3 separate regions of the Homo sapiens genome follow, and regions 2 and 3 are each linked to region 1. Evidence: chromatin loops called from intact Hi-C (ENCODE). Cell type or tissue: MCF 10A. All regions are shown on one strand. Links, peaks and the distances in the headings refer to the core of each region. The heading gives the core; the rest is flanking DNA.

What was found. Peaks named below come from ENCODE experiments on the same cell type or tissue, not always from the same donor. Only the 100,000 strongest peaks of a DNase experiment are listed, where the experiment ranks them.
Region 2: it touches region 1 in a loop (16-fold over the local background); 8 of 110 quality-filtered maps call a loop at or near these places.
Region 3: it touches region 1 in a loop (23-fold over the local background); 4 of 110 quality-filtered maps call a loop at or near these places.

Annotation. Positions count from the first base shown.
Region 1 is chr1:201,359,666-201,363,098 of GRCh38, reverse strand. TNNT2 (troponin T2, cardiac type) reads left to right here. Exons shown (of 17, transcript NM_001276345.2): 13 at 705-713; 14 at 1,077-1,186; 15 at 1,730-1,820. Among named protein-coding and RNA genes, the nearest start is that of TNNT2, 16 kb to the left of the region's middle. In MCF 10A, for the core only: a CTCF peak has its summit at 1,274 (motif pointing right); a DNase peak (open chromatin) is centred at 1,288.
Region 2 is chr1:201,083,469-201,090,454 of GRCh38, reverse strand. It overlaps CACNA1S (calcium voltage-gated channel subunit alpha1 S), which reads left to right. Exons shown (of 44, transcript NM_000069.3): 6 at 992-1,197; 7 at 2,526-2,629; 8 at 4,874-5,019; 9 at 5,424-5,505. Among named protein-coding and RNA genes, the nearest start is that of CACNA1S, 25 kb to the left of the region's middle. In MCF 10A, for the core only: a CTCF peak has its summit at 4,366 (motif pointing left); a DNase peak (open chromatin) is centred at 4,364.
Region 3 is chr1:201,146,997-201,157,423 of GRCh38, reverse strand. It overlaps TMEM9 (transmembrane protein 9), which reads left to right and starts at 2,950. Exons shown (of 5, transcript NM_001288565.2): 1 at 2,950-3,566; 2 at 5,572-5,663. The coding sequence starts at 3,501. RefSeq lists a silencer at 2,874-3,153 and an enhancer at 3,564-3,713. In MCF 10A, for the core only: a CTCF peak has its summit at 7,841 (motif pointing left); a DNase peak (open chromatin) is centred at 7,823.

The sequences.
Region 1 (3,433 bases), core at 315-2,814:
CTGGGGTAGGGGGCTACAGGCAGAGCCTGGGGCACCAATGGTGCCCCCCATGCCTGGCTCCAGCAGTGCTCAGGAGCCCCCAAGGAGGCTGGGTGCAGCTGGAAGAGCCTTGTGCCTAGAGTCAGAGCTCTAGTTGGAGACCCAGCTCTGCCACATACAGTTGTGTGACCTTTTGCAACCTCTGAGCCTCGGTTTCCTCAACTGGCACTCATATTGCCTGCCTTGATGCTTTGAGAAGCTCAAATGAGCTACCATGGAAAGTGTCTATGTGCCACACAGATGTGAGGTTGTTTGTTCCTGGAAACTCACTCTCGATCCCTAACTTTTGTGCCCCATTCCTCCTAGGTCCTCCATTCTCGAGGGAGGAGGGATATGTGAAATTGATTTTCTCTAGGTAGTGAAGGAATCAAAACATTTTCTTAGATTTCCAGCTTAGTCCCTAGCTCAGGACTAGGCCACCCCCTGCCTCTGCCCCCATGGTGACCACACCAGCCAAGACTTTGGCATCAAAGTCTTCATGCTACCGAACAGCCCCTGCTGTAACCCTCAGACCCACGTCCTAGTAAACCCGGCTGACTACAGCGAGTATCTGAATCTTCTCTTCCATGTCTCTCCTTGCCTTTGTCTTCCTGCCTTCTCTCTGTGTCTCTGTTGCCGTCTTGGTCTTTTTCTATGGGCCTCTCTCTCATGGTTTCCCGGTTTAGCAGGCCCAGGTGGGTACCAAAAACCTCAAGCCTTCTTCCTCCCCATAGTTTTGGAGAGCTCCCTGGGAGGGGAAGGCGCCTTGCTGGAGGGGAGGAGTGAAGAGATTGGGCTGGCTGGGGAGGGGGGAAGCTGGTGAGAGGTGAAAGAGATTAGTTAGGCAAAGAAGGAAGAGACTGACGTGATCCTTCTTGCCCCTACCTCAGTTTCCCTAGGGAATACATGTAGTTGGTAGTTGGGGGGTGTGGCAGGAAGAAGAGCATAAGAACCTGGCCCTCCTGCAGGCCTTGCTCCACCCCCAGGGGGTTTGGGGAGGGTTAGGGGACAGGGAGGGGGCAATCTGGCCAGTTTACTCTGCTTCCCACACCCTCCAGACAGAGCGGAAAAGTGGGAAGAGGCAGACTGAGCGGGAAAAGAAGAAGAAGATTCTGGCTGAGAGGAGGAAGGTGCTGGCCATTGACCACCTGAATGAAGATCAGCTGAGGTGGGGGCTGGGAGGAATGGTCCTGGGGCACTGCCCGCATCTGCTCTGGGAGGGGTCGGGCCAAGGGCACTTCTTGCTGTGAGCCACCAGAGGGCAGGACTGCCTCACATATTTTCCCATGGCAAGTTTGGTGGGACCAGAGCTGGGCCCCAGCAGGTCGGGCCAACTCCTTTCTGGGCTTTGCTGATGGGGAAAGAGAACTGAGCAGGTGCCCCACCCCTCTGAGCTTCACCTACCCACCTGCACACGGGTGTCAGGACAGGGGATTGAACTAGATGCTCTCCTGCGCCAGAAGGGCTTCTCCTGCTCCCCGCTTGTTCTTGGAACTTTGCCCTGGCAGTCCCTGGTGTCCGTTCCTGAGCACTGGGTGCTGCCGTCTGGTCCCCAGGCTGGGTCAGGCCCAGGGGGTGGGCTGGGGTACCCTTGGCAGGCCTGGAGGTGGGAAGGAGGGCTGGGATGCTGGGGGCTGGGCCGGGACCAGGACGGAGGCCCAGGAGGGCCCTTTCTTACTGGACCTCCCCATTCTCACCCTTGCCCGTGCAGGGAGAAGGCCAAGGAGCTGTGGCAGAGCATCTATAACTTGGAGGCAGAGAAGTTCGACCTGCAGGAGAAGTTCAAGCAGCAGAAATATGAGGTGGGCCGCCATGCTGTCCCCGCCCAGCATCTCCATCTCACACTCCTCCTGGTTCACTGGGTCCGGTAATACTGCTGCAGGTCCCTGGGTCCCTGTCCCTATTCCCCAACAGCCCCCTTCAGCTCCTGCATCTGCCCCTGCTGCCTGGCCTTCAGCAGTGTTCCATGTCCACCGCATTGACGACTGCTTGCTGGAAGTGTCTGAGAGCTCGCTGGGGCTGAGCAGAGACACTTTCCTGGTGTTCCAACCCTGGGGGTCTCCAACACGTTGAGGCAGCAGCTCAGTGATCTGAGCTGGTTACAAGGACCAGGATGCACCAAGCCAGGACCCCCAGTGGAAGGGGAGTGCTGCCAACAGAGAGGTGCTTCTCCCCACATACACCCAAGGTCCTGGTGTGGGCACAATTAGGCTGAGCCTCAAGCTCACAGTCTTTCGGAGTCCTATGTGCACTAATGAGGGTCTTAGGTGAACAGACACCAGGCAAGGAAATGGCTTAGAGGACACTGATGCTGCATACCGGAGCTTAGACCTGGGCGCCAGTCCTTCCTTACCCACCACCCCCGAGCCCCGGTCCCAGGGCCTCTTTGCTACCTAAGGGAAGAATTCAGCTTCCCCTGGAAGGTCTCCTTTGCTGCTCCTGCCAAACCACTCCTCCCTGGGCAAGAAGCCCCTCGCTGGGCAGGCTCAGGCTGCAGTGGCTACAGGGTACTCCCACCTCCCAATACGGAGAGAGGCTGTATTGCCTGGTGACAGTGGCATGGACTTTGGAGCCATAATGCCTGGGTTGAATTTCTACCTGTGCCCCTCACTGGCTGTGTGACATTGGGTGAGTTAGTCCACTGTTCCTTGCCTCCATTTCCACAGGTAACACTACAATATACTTCAGAGGGTGATTGTGAGGGTTACAGAGATAATACTAATTGTTATTATTGCTATAGTGTTCCAACCACTGTTCCAAGCATGTCCCATGTATTAACTTACTATGCCCTCATAGCAGCCCTATGGGTTCATATCTGGGAAGGTGCTCAGGACAGAGCCTGGCACCCACTAAATGCTCAGCAGGTGTCAGCCATTGTTATGGCCTCTCTAGTCCTGTGCCTTCCACTTTTTTCTCTTTTTTTGGTTCCACACTGAACTCTGCACCGGCCAACAGGACACAGATTTGCCAAACTTTGGGGCAGCACCCTGCAGGGGTGGTGCATGGGGATGCTACTGCTCAAAGGGCACAGCTTCCGGGATGGTGGGCAGCTGGGCAGGGGTGCCCCAGAGGGGTCTGGGGCTGGGCTGCTAGGAGGGCTCCATGACACAGCCTCCAGCTTTGTGCCCAGCTCTCAGAGGCCCTTCTTATGGGACTCTCATATCCTGAACCTATTATGGCCCTGGGACCCCACAGTGGGAGGCCCATGAGGCATCCTGGAAGCTTCTCCTTGGCTTCTGCCTGTGGTACACGGGCCCCTCCTGACCCTTAACTATCCTAACCCCTCCTACTCTTCCATGCTCCTCCTTCTCCTCCTGCACTGCTGCACTCAGCCCCCTTCTCCCCATCCCCAGGCCACCTGGGACCTGAGCCAGTCAGCTCCAGCGTTGCTCTTTGTCCTTCCCACTTTTCTTGC
Region 2 (6,986 bases), core at 3,004-5,503, 280 kb after region 1:
AAGAGTAAACTCTGGTCCAGCTTTCAGGGATTATATTCCTAGACCCCTCCCATTTCAGCCTCCTCCCATCACCACCACAATCTACATCCTATCATAAGCATTATCAGGATGGATAGGAGGTGACCTTTGATCACACCTTCAACCCAAATTTGGAGGTCTCACTGGTGTTCTCATGAGATCTTGAGGAATGCTGAGCAGCAGTGCTCAAAAGCCCCTCTCGGATCGGGGCTTCTGACTTCATGGGGTCAGGGCCCCTACAGACCCATCAATGTCCTCTCCTTTCCATCTTCAGAGCATTGAGCCTACATGGTAAATAGATAAATATGGGTAAGGCAGGGTGTTCCAGTTCTGATGAGCCAATCTAATCTCTGAACACAAAAGGAGACTGTAAAACATCCTAAGATAAAAGGAGATGCAGGATGTCATCAGAAGTACAGGATTTTAGAGACAAGAAAGCATCATCCAGGGGAACAAAGGAGAGTGCAGGCTCGGGCCTGGTGGGAACTTCCCCTGAGTGCAGACCCCTGCCCCGTCAGCTGGGTATCTTGTAAAGCTCAGCCCAGTGCTTTTGGAGCTTCTCCAATTTCACCTCCCAGACAGAACTCTCAAGTCAGAACATGTGAGCCCTCCACCTCCAGCCCTGCTCCAGCCAGGCAGCTGCCTTCTTTTTTAAAGTTCTGTGGGGACAAATGACACTCAGATTACTCCTCTTTCATGGGTTGCACTGCTTAGGACAATTAATCCTAGAAGCCGACCCTGCCATGAGGCCCAGGGGCCCAAGACATAATTCCCGCTGCCTGTAGCCATCCTCAGCCCAAGGCATTCCTCTTCACTGTCACCGTCTGCTCCATGTGAAGCTGTCTTTTGCATTTTCAGCAGAGTGTCTTTAGACTTACTGCTCAATTCTCTTAAATTGCTCTTATACACCTTTCCTCCTGTCGTTGTCCACCTACTACTGTTGTCTGATGTTCCCTTTGCCTTCTGCCTCCAGATATCGTGGCCACGGTGGAGAATGAAGAGCCATCGCCCTGCGCCAGGACGGGCTCAGGGCGCCGGTGCACCATCAATGGCAGTGAGTGCCGGGGCGGCTGGCCAGGGCCCAACCATGGCATCACCCACTTCGACAACTTCGGCTTCTCCATGCTCACCGTGTACCAGTGCATTACCATGGAGGGATGGACTGACGTCCTTTACTGGGTGGGTCTGGGCCCGCGCCTGCAGAACCATCTCCCTTCATCCACAGGCTTGCAAGGGAGTGGGGAGGGAGGGCTTGCCAGTCCACACAGGAGGCCAGTCTCTGACTTGCGTGACCACAGCTCCCTCTTGCTCCTCCCTGGGGAATCTATACAGGATGTGTGTCCCTTTCTGGTTCCCAGGTATGTGCCCCAGCATCCTATGGGGAAATCCCCATGATACAATATGTCTGTGCAGGATCCAAGGGGCGGGTGAAGAATGGAAACCAGGAAAAACCTGGCTGTGAGTGACTCAATTCTGATGGCTTAGAATTTCACACTTTTTGAGGAACGAAGGGCCCTTTGAGTCTTTTTCCTTGCCTCTGCAAGACTGCTTTCCCATATAACTATTATTAGATATTAGTTTCCTCACCTATAAAATAAGGATAATAATACTGTCTATATCAGAGTTAGTGGGAGAATTACAACAGTGCCCGGCACACAGTCAACACTCCAGTAAGAGTTTCTTTGTTGGAGTATATTATTTATTTGGTGTTTGTTAAGAGCTAGATTTCTTATTTCATCCTTCAATGATGGAAGGCATTGCTCCCATTTTACAGATAAAGAAACTGAGGCTCAGAGAGATTAAAGTAACTTGCCCATGGTTAAGAACTTAGTGAGCAACAGAGCCAAGAATCGAACTCTGATCCCCCTGGCTCCAATCCAGAATTAACCACAATATGACGCCGCCTATTGTGGGGGTGGGGGGATTGTAAAACTGTCAAATGCTTTGCAAATACCAAGGATTAGTACAAATATTTATTGTAAGTGTGTATTAGGAGAGCAAATTATTTAAAATGTCAAAGGACTGTCACATGTATGATTTCACCTCTGTATCAAGCCTGTGAGGAGAGACAGCCCATGTCATTATCGCCATTAGATGGTTGGGAATAATGCTCAGAGATGTTAGGTGACTTGTCCGGGGTCACAGACGTTGTTCATTTGAAAAATCTTGGCTTTAAATAAATCAACTGGAGATAGAGTCTATGAGGGAGATCAAGTGAGGGAGGCAGATAGGAGACACTCTTGGTTGGAGGGAAATTAGGTCAGTCTTGCCCGGGCCAGGTAGGCAGTCAGCAAGGTCTCCCTAGGGAGATCCTTCCAGACCAGATCCTAGTCCTCAGGCTGGAAAAGTTCTTCCAGACTAGTCCTCAGGTTAGGAAAAATGTCCCCTCAATATCCCAGCGTGGCTTCTCTCCTTGTCCCCCAGGGTTGGGTGGAGTCTTAATGAGCAGACTTGGGGAAGAGGAACCAAGCCCTCAACTCAGAGGATCACACTTCTGTCCTGACCAGGTCAATGATGCCATCGGGAATGAGTGGCCCTGGATCTATTTTGTCACCCTCATTTTGCTGGGATCCTTCTTCATCCTCAACCTGGTGCTGGGTGTCCTGAGTGGGTAAGAAATTCAAAGGTAGCCAGGGGAGAAAAGAGAAAGAGGAGGAGGGGAGAAGGAGGAGGAAGGAAAAGGAACGGAGGGAAAAGAAACAGGAGGGGTGGGGGGCGAGTGGAGAGGAGGAGGAGAGAAGGGAGGAGGAGGAAGGAGTGGAGCAGGGCAGGGGGCTGTGAGTCAGGCCCTCGGCTCATCCCTGGGTTCCCTGTCATCTCAGTTGGGCCAAGAGCGCTTCCTTCCTGGTGAGCAGGAAGAGAGGAGAGGCACACAGGAGCCCTTCAATTTTTAATTTGCCTTTTTCCTCCTCCTCAAGTCTTCCCCCATTCTCACCCCTCCCGTCCCTCTGTTTTGACACTCCTCAGTGAAGCCCCTGAAACTCCAGCCTCCTGGCCCCGGGGGTGCCTAAGTGGAGCCTTAGCACTAAGAGGCGGTGGGGCTTTCGGTTAAGCACACAGACTCTGGAGCTAGAATGCCCACATTTAAATCCCTGCACTACTGCTTGGTGGCTGTGTGAGCTTTACCTAATTACCTAACTTCTCTGTGCCTTAATTTCCACATCTGCCACCTAAGAATTATTTCAGTATCTATCTCATAGGGTTGTTGTCAGGATTAAATAAGTTAATACATATAAAGTACTTAGAACAGAGTCCAGCACAAAATAAGCACTAAATACTAATGGTCATTATTAATGAGAGCTGTTCTCTTTGAGACCAGTCCTGCTGTCATCCCTCCACCCACCCCAGCACAGCAGAGAGGCTAGAAGTCACCATCAGCCTTCTTCCCCATTGGTATCATCCCATTCCAGAAGCTTCCTTCCAGGCAGTCTATAGATAGAATTCTGGGAGTCTGTAAACTTGCATAGGAAACATTTATCTTTATTTTTCACAATTGTAACTGAAATTTAGTGTTTCCTTTAGTAATGAACATAGGCAACAAACCACAGTGCTATTAGCAGGGCCTATGACTTGTCCTAATAGAAATCATGTCACATTACAGTTGTTGCGAATAGTATTTACACTAACTACTCCATACTTTGAAATTATGATAGATATAAAACCTGCAGCTAGATCTTGCTAATGAGTTAATGAAAAAGCAAATGTATTACTTGATCACAATTTTTTTGTATGGATAACTATATTTTAACATACAGTCATGTGCTGCATGATGACATTTCAGTCAATGACGGGCTGCATCCACAACAGTGGTGCGCTAAGATTGTATCTTTACTGTACCTTCTCTATGTTTAGCTATGTTTAGATCCACAGATACAATCGCCTACGGTATGCAGTATGGTAACACGCTGTCCAGGTTTGTAGGCTAGGAGCAATAGGCTATGCCATGTAGCCTAGATGTGTAGTCGGCTCTCCCATCTAGGTTTGTGCAAGTACGCTCTTGATGTCTGCACAGAGATGAAGTCACCTAACAATGCCTTTCTCAGAACGCATCCCAGTCATTAAGTGAAGCCTAGCTGTAACTGGCTTCTTTGTCATGCTATGGTTTTATTTTGTGCATTTCACATTATTCTGAAGAGAGATCCATAGGCTTAACTGGACTTTCAAAGGGTCCATGGCACAAACTGGTCAAGAGCCCCTCCCTGGACCCCACCTGACCAGGGCAACTCGACCTGCCCTGTGGGCCAACCCCTCCTGGCTGCCAGGCGCAGCTCCTCAGAGACTACCCCTGTGCTGTCTTCTTCCTCCTGCCCTGCGGGGCAGGTGGTCATAGCCCAGGGCTGCCCTCTGCTGGCCTGAAGATCCCTCATGGAGCCTTGGGTCCTTTTCTTCCAGCCATGCCAACTGGTTCCTTGGAGTCCAAGGAGAATTTTCCCCAGGCCTTTGGTCTGTACAAAACTAAATTTCTAAGGTAGTTTGAAGGGTTGGGGCAGTATGGCCAATTTGAGGCTCCGTGGCTGATTCAGTTAGGCAATGGACTGCCTTGTCATTAACCCCTAATGTGCAAGGGGAACCCCAAAACAAGGCAGGAGACAATGAGATGGATGAGAAGAAAGAAATGAGGAAGGGGCAAGGAGTACTCCAGGATGTTCCTGGAGGGTGGGGACGGGTGAGCAGGAAGTGAGAGGGGCTGTCTCTCAGCCACCTTGAGGGGCACCTGGACCCCAGGCAACACCCCGGGGCCAGAAAAAGGAGCGCTCCAGTCACAGAATGGGCTTGTCTGTCCTCAGGAAGCTCAGTCTTTCCTTGACACTGTTCCCTCTTCTCCTCCTCTCCTGGCTCCCCCATCTCATTTCAGGGAATTCACCAAGGAGCGGGAGAAGGCCAAGTCCAGGGGAACCTTCCAGAAGCTCCGGGAGAAGCAGCAACTAGATGAGGACCTTCGGGGCTACATGAGCTGGATCACGCAGGGCGAGGTCATGGATGTTGAGGACTTCAGAGAAGGTTTGGGCCCAAAGGCTGTGGTCAGCACTCACCCCACTCTCTCACTCCCACCTCTGAGTCATACCTTGCAATCAGGCCCACTGAGCAAGTCCAACATTAGTCCTTTGAGGGTGAGTGACTTGCCTAAAGCAAAATGGCTCAAAATGGTAAGATCCAGGTGTGACCAGAGCTCTTCCCAAAGGTACTTGCTGCCCATCCTCATAGCGCCTCCCCTGCAGATAAAGTGGGCTCTTTAGCTCTTGGAACTCTCAGTCTCTGGAAAGCACGAAGCAATCCAGGCCTACCTAGGACCCATTGTTGCAGATGTCTCTGGTCAATGGGCCCTTGTCTCGGGTGCCCAGTCCAGGTGTGTCCAGCCCAGAGGGGCCCCGAAGGCTGGCTGACTCTTTCTCTCCTGTCTCCAGGAAAACTGTCTTTGGATGAAGGTGGCTCTGACACAGAGAGCCTGTATGAAATTGCAGGCTTGAACAAAATCATCCAGTTCATGTGAGTATCTGCCCACTGCCCCAGGAACCCCCAACCCCCAGCTCCCTGAGACATGAGGGTAGAGTCCAGTTACTTCCCCTCAGTGGTTTCAGAGTCACTTGTCTAATCCTTTAGAAAGGCAGCCTTTTTAAGAAAATAGGGCCAGTTCCTGCTCTGAGGGACTCCGCAGGGACCAGATCCTCGGGGAATGTGTGATCAGAGGGGTCCTGAGCAGATGACCTATTTATATAGCACATAAGAAGGACACTGGGAGCCTCCAGGAGCAGTGAGCATGCTTGCTGCTACTTCACCCTGATCAGGGCAGAGCTGGGTGAGGTCATTCATGTTGGAAACCTCTGCGAGGGAAGAGGGAAAGTGTACACAGCAGAGGCTGCACAAACCGGGAGCCCCTCAGGAAGGAGGCTGGAGGCAAGAGCACACTCCACGCTCTCTCGCCATTGTCTTAAGAGGAGGGTTTGTTTATTTGGTTGGCTGTTTCCTTTTACAAATTCATACTTAATTATGATTTTGAAAGATCAAACAATAGAGCTATACATCAAAGAAAAGATGAAGGTCTCCAGTGCCCTTCAAAGAGGTAACCATGGTAACAGATGTGCAGCCTCTAAGATCTTTTCTGTGCTTTCATCCGTCTTGCACACACACACACGTGCCAGGATTTTTTTGTTTTTGTTTTGATTTTTTACATAATGGGGTTGTTTATGTTAACTACTGTCACCACAGGGACTAGAAGAGTGCCTAGCACATATGAGGTGTTGCCAAATATTTGTCAAATAAATGAATATAATACACACTAAAGGATAATCCAATAAAGGATTATCTAGTTACTTACCTTTTTTTACTTAAAATTATCTATTGAGAGCAATTTTCGGAGCAGATTCACTTTCCTTCTTGTATCTTTGGATGTAAAACATTCCACAGGATGAATATGCCATAATGTAGTTAATTTTTCCCCTCTTTGGCGATACAAACAGTGCTGCAGGGAACAGTTGTGGATGAGTATGACCACTTCTGCCAAAGGAACTCTAGAAATAGACTTGCTGGGTCAAAGGGTATAGCTACTCCCAGCTCCTCGGAAGTCTGAGGTGGGAGGGTCACTTGAGCACAAGAGTTCAAGTCCAGTCTGGGCAACCTAGCAAGACCTGTCTAAATAAATAAATAATAAAACATTAATAAACAGAGCATATAGACTTTAAATTTTGGTAAGTGCTGCCAATTCATCCCAAAAAGATTGTACTGTCAAAGCTCATTTCCCCTCACCCTCCCCAGATATTATTAATTTGTTGAAGAGTGGCCTTTGATAAGGGGCAAAACGTGGCATCTCAGAGTTGCTTTAACTAAAATTAAACCACACGGAGCGTCTGCTCCTTGCCAGGCACTTGTGCTAAGCATTTTGCGTGCATCCTCTCATTCCATTGCCTCGGAGGTTTGTGTCATTATCGCTCTTCTGTGAAAGATGGAGGATTTTACTCAGTCTGGCTCCC
Region 3 (10,427 bases), core at 6,820-9,319, 210 kb after region 1:
GGAATGCTGGCAGCTGCACTCATAGAAAAGGGCTACCGGGGGGCCAGGCATGTTCACCATGGGACTCCACCTTCCCTTTTTTGTTAGCACATGTACAGTAAGAAAGAACTGGGCAACATGGAGAAGCTCAGGCAGAGAAACCACCTGCATAATAAAGATTGGGCTGGGAGCTGCCAGAGATTTGTGCCCTATGCAGATGGCACACCTGGTGCTAACTTTTTTTGAGATGCCCTGTATAGATGAGATACTGCCTCCCCACTAGCTCATCTATAAAACCCCCTGCATTTCACCTTAAATTGGCAACTCATTTTTCCAGGACCCCTCTCTGTAGCAGAGAGCTATTGTCTTTCTTTCACCTATTAAATTTCCACTCTTAACCTCACTCTTTGTGTGTCTACCTCCTTGATCTTCATGGCCAGGAGACAACAAACCTCAAGTGTCACCACAGACAACAAGGCTGCTTCACTTCTACAACACATCACTTTCTATGTTACATTCTGACCATGTGATTGGTCTGCTATTAGGTTGTGCATTACTTGAAAGCAGAGTTGCATGTGATTTGTCTGTTGTATCCCTGGGGTACCTAGCATCTGTGAGCCCTGGAGTTTGGCTCACAGATAGTGCTTGGCACATGTTTATGGAATTAAATTTAATGAATAGGTTCAGACTCACTTCACTGGCATGGCTCATAAACACAGGGCACATGGAGGATGTATGGGAATGAGGTGCCCTGGGTCAGGTAGGACTATTTGGGAAAAGCTTCTGCAAGGCAAATGCTTGGGCAAAGATTTGAATAAGATGAAAGATAACGACTGGCAGTGCTGGGGGTGATAATGTCCTATGGAGGACTGCAATGAGCAAAGTCAGATATAGGGACAGCCGGTGGGGGGAGTAACCAGTGATGAGATGGGGTGGGGAAGTGCAGAAATGGTAACCACTTGGCTTGGTTGCCAAGTGGAGGGGTCTGAATTGGATGCAACAGGGTGCTTGCTACCAGGGATTGAGCAATGAGCGATGTGCTGAAAACAGAATTGGAGGAAGACAGGATGGACCTAGGAGCACACAGGAAGGGAGTGCATTTCAGGGAGCAGAATGCTAGCCGAGGAAAGATACAGGCAGGGTGATGATAGCTACCTCCTGGGGACACCTGGATAGACAAGATGTGGAAATATGAGAGAGGAGTCAAAGATAGTTTGATGCCACAATCTAGGACCTGCAGAAATGCAGAATGACAGTGGAAGGCCTCCCTTCTGTTTGATGAGGAAGATGGTGAGCTCAGCATTGGGTATCTTTAGTGTTGTGTGTCAGAGGGTCATCCATTGGAGGTGACAGACTCAGCCCCATGCTTTTGTCCCCATGAAAGTCCCACCTTCATATGGAACGTATATGGGGGGAAGAAGTGTCTTTTTCCAGTACTTGAACTATCCCTTCTGCCCCCACGAGGTAGGCATTCTGTCTCTGCCTGAGCTTGCTCACCAAAGCAGCCATTCTGACCTCCACAATGAGCTAACATTGCCATTTATAGAGCCTCCCTCTTTGTGTCAGATGCTGTTCTAGGTGCTTTGCATATGTAAACTCATTATATCCCTACAACCACCTTGAAAATTTGGTAATATTAATCCCATTTTATGGGCATGGAAACCGAGACTTCTGAAAGGATTCCAAAGACTTCCAAAGATCCAAAGGCGGTGTCCTAAAGGAAACCACCCAAATTCACACAACTAGGAAGGGAGGAACCAGGATTCCTGCCCTGGTCACTCTAGCTCCAAAGCCCCTGACCTTTGCATCACACTGCAGGCCTCCTGCCCCTGCCCCCTGCCAACTAGATTTAATTTAATTCTATAGAATTCAGTTTAGCAAACACTTCCTGAGCACCTACCAAACACAGGTCACTCTGCCAGGTGGCAAGGATATAAAGAGGAATAAGACATAAGCATAGGAGAGAGGAACACAAACTCAGTGGCCTCCAGATAAGTGCCCACCTCAGTTCACAGGGCCTGCGAGGGGCTTGATTCCACCTGGACCCAGCCCCTATGCTAATCCAGCCACCAACCTCAAGTTTGGGCCATATTGATACCCCTCCCACCCACCCCTAAGGAATCCCAACATATCAAAGCTGAAGGGGATCTTAGAATCCAACCGAATCATTTTACAGATAAGGGAAGTAAGGGAAGCTGAGGCCCAGAGAAGGGAGGTATCTTTTCCAGGCTAACACAGCTGCTTAGGGGGAGCGCCAGGGCCAAAGCCCCGGTGTCCTCACTCCGGGTCTGGTGCCCTGAATTCATATGACTCCCCTTTCCTTCACAGCTGGCAAGAAGTTCACATCTGCCACATAGCAGCCAGGGACCCTCACCCCTGCATCCTGGCCATGCACACTTTGCCCCATTTTGCCAGGCCCAGCACCAGCATGGGGTAGGGGGATCAGGCTGAGGACGCTGTTGTGCACACTCTTCACAGGCCCAGCCCACACCACCCATCGCCAACCCTAGATTTCTCCTTCTCAGAGGTGTGTGTAGGGGTAGAGACGTTGCCGCGCAGAAAGTCTTCTGCAGCAAAGACGTGGATCCCTAAATAACATTTCCAGATTTTGAATGAGGACAAAGCCCTTCAATCTCGTATCGTTTTTGTTGACGTTACTAGCTTACAGTGTATAAAGCGCTTTCTTTCTAAAACAGCAAGATGAAACAAGCTGAGTTTTATAATACAAGGAAGGGAGAAGCACCGCAGTGGGAGTTCTCAGGCCACACAAAGGCAAGACCCTTCCCCAGGAGTTTGGAAGGCTGACGTTCCCTTTTCTGGTTTGGTCGGGTTTGAGAAATGCCCGCCTCTCCCTTGCGCAAGAGTCTCCCCGCCCAGGTGAAGGCGGGTCTTGTTGCCATGGCGACAGCGCGGTCGGGTTAAGGGGCTGCTCTGGCAACCAATAGAAGCTAGGAGAGGGCGGGGACAACTGGGTCTTTTGCGGCTGCAGCGGGCTTGTAGGTTCGTGGACGCGGCATTGGGGGAGGGGACGGGGGTCGCGGGGCTATTGGGGGTCCCAGTCCGGCTTAAGACCTCTGGGCGTGGTGGGCACCGGCCTTCGCCGTCGGAGCAGGGGTCCCAGACTCGCACCCAAAAGTTCCCGTCGGGCCCGAGCGGGGAGGAGCTGCGGGGCGGGCAGAGGCGGAGATGGCGGAGGGCGGTGGGACGTGATGCGCGGGTCAGAGCCGGGCCTTGAGAAGGAACTGGAGGCCCCTGGCAGCGGTGTCCCCTCGAGGACCCCTCTGCCGGGCTCACCAGGTGGCTGGCGGAGAGCCGGAGAGTTGGGCGGGAGGGAAGCAGGGTTTGGCGACCAGGTTTAGCAGGCCTTGGAATCCTGGAGCCCAGCCCCCAACCCCATTCCCACTTGGCCGGATGGTTAAGGGCCTAGCGTGCTGGCTGCGGTGTGGCCACCTTCCCCTTCTCCGACTCCGTATCTCTTTTTCCAGGTGTCCGGCTTTGCTGGCCCAGCAAGCCTGATAAGCATGAAGCTCTTATCTTTGGTGGCTGTGGTCGGGTGTTTGCTGGTGCCCCCAGCTGAAGCCAACAAGGTGAGGGAGGTGAGCCTGCAGCACCTGGTCACGACCACAGTGCACGGCCACCCTGTCTACAGGGCTGACTCAGAGGTAGCCAGCTGCTCCTTAAGCCTGCCTCTCACTCACCTATGGGCCATACTTCTTTTAGTGGTCTTCCTTCAGGTTCAAGGCTGCTGGCCTCCCTAAGGATAGTGCGGGTGAGGAGTGAGGAAGGGTGGGGCACAGAGCACTGGCTCACTCTGATCAGACAGATCAGTGGTGGACTTCCAGCAAGGAAGTTTGGAGAAGTTATCTAAGTTCTCCATACCTTCCTTTGCTTTGGACCAAAGTATGTTTTGTTTCAGATATTTTTGGATTTGGGAGTATTTGCACATAAAAAATGAGCTATCTTGGGGAGGGGACCTAAGTCTAAACCTGAAGTTCGTTTATGTTTCATATATGCTGTATATACATAGCCCGAAGGTAATTTTATACAATATTTTCAATAATTGTGTGCATGAAACAAAGTTTATCTACACTGAACCATCAGAAAGCAAAGGCGTCACTATCTCAGGCACCCATGTGGATAGTCTGGTTGGTTGGCATCACCACCATTCCTGACAATGAATTTATATGCTACCGATAAATATTTTCTTACGTTACACATAAGTTCTTAACGGTAAAAAAATATGATGTACTATTAACACAGTGAAAATAAATGATGTGTTCAGGGTAACTAAGCACAGTAGCATCACCAGAATACCTGTATCAGCTGTTAGACACAGCAACATAAGGCTTTCTGTCTCCTGCTGTGATGCTGTGTTTTGATTAAAGGTTACTGTGCACAGTATTTTTTTAGGTGAGAAGTAGTATCTGAAGCAGTAGAGGGACCAGAAAGTGGGTCCTCTAGAGATGAGGAGGCATTCTGCCAGATGGCTTTTAAAAATGTTTTTGCCAGTCACCTGATTCATTAACAAGCTTTTGTCTTAGAAGTCTCTTTGATTTTATAGACTGACACGATTTCTTGTTCTGTTATGAATGCGCTCTGCTATAGTCTTTCAAGAAGCCCGTCACTCATTGTTACCATGTCTGTAGGTGCTTTTCTGCAATGTTAACATCATCTTTGTGGTCATGTCTGTGCTTAACAAGTTTTAGATTGGGAGCATTTCGAATTTTTGTTTTAGGGGTGCTAGTACTACCACCTGTAGTAGCAGTTGTATCTATTACTCTGCTTAGGGAGAATCAAATTACATGACAATGTAAAAATGCCCTGTAAGTGTAAAGTCCTATACAGTTTGAAGTTTCCATTATTAAGGGTGACCCACCTAAGTTCTGGGACTCCTGAGATAACTTCCATTCTTTATTGCTACATTCCTGTGGAGCTGTTTGGGTAGATCTATGGAACTAAAGATCATCCAGACTTTGAAGTAAGGTTAAGGCTGAGAGTTTGTTTCCATTCTCTCCTCAGAAATCCTAATTAGTAAAGACATTTATGGTGATATCTCTTACTCATTCCAGAAGGGAAGAACTTTCAAAGGGGTTGCTTGAGTATTCCCACAGAAATGATCCACTTTTTCTTATTCACCCTCGCCCTTTATGTTTCCCCAATCCTACCTAAGAAGTTGGAGAAGGAATGTGGGGAAGAGGGTGGCTGCCAAGTCCACTGGACAGAGGTGCACACACAAGTGTGGGGTCTGGGGTAGAGGACACACACACACACACACACACACACCCATTTCCCCTCATCCCTCTCCCCGCATTCCTCTAAGTACCTGCTTTGGGACTGGCAGGCCTAGACAACTTTCTGTGAGTCTCATTTGCCATCTGGACATTTTTCTATCTTTAGGACCCGGTGCTGCAGCTTGCTTCCTACAGTGGCAGTCCTTGCTGGATTTGAACTTGGGGATGGAGAAAGCTCAAGAGCATAGATATGGTTCACCTAACAGGATGGGGAACAGAAAGTTGACAACCTTGCTAGAGCCTGAACCCCCTGAACCCCAGGCAGGGTCTCTGCATACTTGACATGTGCTTTCTTTTCCAGAGTTCTGAAGATATCCGGTGCAAATGCATCTGTCCACCTTATAGAAACATCAGTGGGCACATTTACAACCAGAATGTATCCCAGAAGGACTGGTAAGGCATTACACGCAGGCCCCTGGCTGCTATACCCAGTTGAAGTTATGGGTGTTTACTAGAGTTCTTGGACCCTGGAGGATAAGCATGCTCTCCCATTCCTATGGAGAGCCTTTCAAAGGAGTAATTATTCATGTCACAGAACCAATTTCATAGTTGTCAACTGTCTGTGGAAACAGGATCCAGGTGTCTGAATTCCAGCTGAGTGGTCCCTGGCTAGAGGAGTGGATTTTGTTGTTTTGCTTTGAATATTGGTCTTTAGTGATGCATACAGAATAGTAGTAGAGAAGTTGGCAAAGGTAGGTATTCTGACCACATGCTGTAGGATACCTAATGCTTTTGCAAAGCTGTGTTACATGTGTTATTCTGTGCCAGTCTTATAGCATCCTTGTAAAGTAGGTGGGATGGATTTTGCTCCCATTTTATAATAGCAGAGACAGAGGCCCAAAGAAATAATTTAGAGTGTTGAATTCATTTCTGGGTACCTCACTTTTAAAAAGAGAAGAATAACCCAGAATTCATTCAGAGAAAGGAGACTAGTGCGGTGAAGGGAAGTTTTAGCACATTGTCCTGGAAGGAATGGTTTAAGGAAGCAAGGAAAGCCTAAAGAGGAGAGGACTTGGGGACACACGATGATTGATTGAAAGCTGGCATGTTATGGGAGGTGGGACATGTGGGAGCAGGTACTGGTGTGGATCAGTTATGTTCAGTGGGGTTTCTTGGTGTAGAGTTGGGGCCAAGGATAAAAGCTTCAGGGAAACCGACTTAAGCATGAGTTGAGGGAGCATTTCTAATCTAGGCAGTTTTGGGAGCCAGGAAGCTCCGTTCTTGGAGGGCCCCGAGCACAGATGGGCTGAGGTCACTGTAGAAGAGATCAACATCAGATGAGAGGTCCGGGTCAGTGCTGCCTCTCCTGCTTTCTCAAAGCAGATGAGCTTTGAGAAAATACACATTTCCAGTACCACCACCACTGCTCGATTTTGATTCTTCAAATACGGAGTGAGGGTGAGGGGAGGCAGTAACCTTTCTTTCCTTTGGTGCTTAGGATGCAGTTGATCCAGAGCAACACTCGAGAATTTTGAAACTAGTTGAATTTCCAACTCTGAGACTGTCGGTGATTTTCTGAGAGGCAGTCTAGTTAGATAGACAGACTCTGTGTTCCACCTTCCTGACTTCAAATTTAGCTTAGCTGCTTGTTAATTGTGTGACAAATTACTTAATCTCCACTGCACTTTGATTTCCTTATCTATAAATAGTGGCAGTATTTTCTGTGTTAAGTATGTACGTGTTTGTGTGTGTGTTGTGCGTGTATGTGCACAGGTCAGTAACTATAGCACTTAGAACAATACCTGGCACACAGTAAATGCTTATATAAATGTTAGCTGATATTAATGTATATTATCATGCCTTACTGGTGGCCACATAGATAGTCATGGTCAAACTTACACCACAGACTGAGAAAATGGGCTCCTCCTGAAGCACTAGCCTTCTACTTAGGAGAATTCCAAGTAACCCCCTTGTATCTTGTGGTTATAGTTCAAATAGCATCAGTAAAAACTTAGATGGGCTGTCTTAGCCCTTCACCAGATAACAAGGCTATATCCCAAACTCCTTATGCAGGCAGACACTTGCAAATTTAGGAACACTCTCTCTGTCCTGGAGCTATAGATGGCCTGAAAACCCAAGGTTGGATGCCTGCAGAGGACGGAGTCCTGTCTAGACCTCTCAGGCTGTAGTTTATCTCCTTCTTCCCCTCAGAAGTCAGAATTAAGGGGCTGCTTGATGAATAGCCTTACATCAGGAACCTCAGGGCAGCTCCATTAAGGGTGGTGGGTGTAAACTGAGGCTGGAGGAAAGACTCCAGGATTCTAGGACCCAGTGACACTGACCTTGACTGGGAGTCATCCTGTGCTTGCCTGGAGCCTCTTAAGGGTAGGGTGGGGCCTTGACATTGATCTGAGTACCTCAGTGCTAGGGTTAGAGGAGGCCAGTTTGAGTGGGTCTTCTGGTCTCTGCCACATTTTCACTTTGCTGTCACGTTGGTCCATGCTAAAGAACACTTGCACCCTTCTCCTTGGTTGTGCAGAGTAAAGCCAGAATCATCTGACATGCGGTCCTCAGGTTTAATGGCCAAGCCATGTATGTTCCTGTGTTTACAGGTATCCTGCCACCTAGTGTTGAGAGATTATGACCATATGTGCATAAAAAGGCAAAAACCCCAGCTTTGCCCCATTGGTGGGTCCGGCAAGGAGATGTGTTATTAGAGACACTCCCAGAGCAGGAAAGCACTGAATAAGTTGGCTAGTTCCTTGCCTTTCAAACTTGTTAAAATAGAACTTCTCTGCAAACAAAATCCGTTTTGGAAACAAAATCTATAAAACATAAAAGTCGGAATTGCTCTGCCTGAGAGGGAACTGTCCCTCAGCCCCTCCCTGACTACCACCCCACCGTACAGTGGTTCCTGTGGGTCCCAAAAGAGTACAGTTTGAAAGACACTGACCAAGTTCAGTCTCCATTTATAAATGAGGGAACCGAGGCCTGGAGAAGTTAAATAAATTGCCCCCAATCACAGGAGAGTTGGAGACAGCAGAACTATTTCAGCTCCTTATTGCTGTTCCCCTGGGTAGCAAGATCCCACATTGAAGAACTCAGGTCGCCCTTCCAAACTGCCCCTGACACCTTGGCCTTGTGAGAAATCCATAGATTCCACTGCAATACTGGTATGACCTTCTAGACCCAGGACCCAGTGTAGCTCAGGTAAGGGAGGAATCTGGAGGCTTGTAGAGACTTCCTGGAGAAGGGAAGATGGCATTGCCTCTGGACAGGAATGGCAGCCAAGTGCCCTGGGTGACCCTTTTTCCGCTGCTCCCAGCGGAAGCAGCATGCAAGGCCTGAAAGCAGTACTTCCGGTTACAACAGGGGAGACCTGCTCAGAGCAGGGAATAACATGTTGGACACAGAGGTGGAACTGGATCATGAAAGGTTTAGATAAACTCATGTATGCCACATATGGCTTTTTGGGAGAACAGAGTCCTTTAGAGCACATCCCATTCTTAATCCAACACATGGTCTTTATATCACACACCCTTGATGCTTCTGCCAGAAACCCAGCCCTGTAGCTCAGAAGGGAGCTATGCTTGACTCTTGCAGGACTCCTGTCAGAGCTGGAAGGGCCTTTTAAAGATTATCCGGTGCAACCGCTTTATCTCAAAGAGAAGAGAACGGGCCCAGGGTATAGACACTTGGTGGCAGAGCCAGGACAGAGCCCAGGTGCATTGCAGCATGACACCTGCTTCACCTCTGCACACCTCCAAGGGGTTTGGATTTTTCCATTGGTAGTAATGAAGGTGCATTCTGTAGAGTTTTTTGCTTTGTCAGTGTGGTCCCTGAACCAAACAGGTTGGAACCATGCTGATCTGAGGAAGGCTGGGAATGAGAGGCCTGAGACAAGCCAGGTACCAGCCCAGGCCCCACTGAGGCTGAGTCAGAAGTAAAGACCTGTGGCTGAGGGTCTAGATTTGGGTTCTGGCCTCACTACCACTATGGAGATGCCACTTTGCCTCCTAAGCCTCTTTCCCTGTTTTTAGATGTGGAACCTATGATCTTTATCCCACCTTACGCAAGAGTGCTGTTAGATGAAAGTGGGTCTACTCTTCCTTTGGGAATCATGTAGTTACTAAGCCTGCTCTGGCCAGCACCCAGCTAGGTACTGGGAATATGGAGATGTATAAGACATAACCCTGTGTTCAAGGAACGTACATCTCCTGGGGAGACAGCACGAATAAAGATTGGATTACAATGCAGTGCATTGGCGGGGGGTTGGGGGGAGCTGGCTATTGGGCACAGGTGGCTAAGCTGAGAGTTAAAAGATGAGGTGGCAAAGCCATGCCCTCCTGGTGAGAGTGTGGGTGTGGCTCCTTCAGAGAGCAGCCTGGCAGATCCGTGTGGCTGGAGGTTGGGAAAGTGGGTGAGGGAGGCGTAGCAAGAGATGGAACTGGAGTGAGGTGGGTTGGGACCCCTGGCAGAGCAATTGAGTTAGCATTGGCCCTAGGGGCTCTGTGGAGGCACTGACCGGGCCTAAGCTGGGGAATGACATGACCAGAGTTGCATTCTGGAAAACCACTTGGCTGCCGTGGGAAGGTAGTATGTGTTAGAAAGGCCAAACTCGAGGCAGGAGGGCAGCGCGGAGGCTGGTGCGGTTGTCCGAGGAAGATAGGATGAGGGCCTCAGCTAAGACACAGCAGTGGGAGAGAATAAAGGAGATGGATTCTAGGAATTTTTAGGGAAGTAAAATCACTGGCCTTTGGTGATTTTACTTAGATGAGAGGAAGGCAGTGTCAAAGATGATTTCCAGGGTTTGACCCGGACAGTGAAGTGGACGGTAGAAGTGTTCTCTCTGCCATTGCAAATGGGGAGCCAGTTTGCAGGAGTAGGGAGTTGAGGGCAAAGGGTGTGCAGGGGCGGGTGTAGAGTTCATGGTCTCTATGGGACATGCACATAGTGACTCCTGTAGCTCATAGAGGAGAGCGGCCCTGGCTGGAGATTCTGATCTAAGATCCGTCAGCTTCTGAGTTGAACCTTTGGGACAGATGAGCACATGCCGGGAGAACATAGCATGAGATGAGGAAGGCGGCTGGGGGTAGAACCCTGGGAACGTTGATGGTTTTGGAGCCAGCCCTGTAGGCAGTTTGGAGAGCTGGTTTTGATGTGTAAGGGGCATGGGCTGTGAGGCTGTGGGTTAGGAAGGGTTTCTGCCAGCCTAAT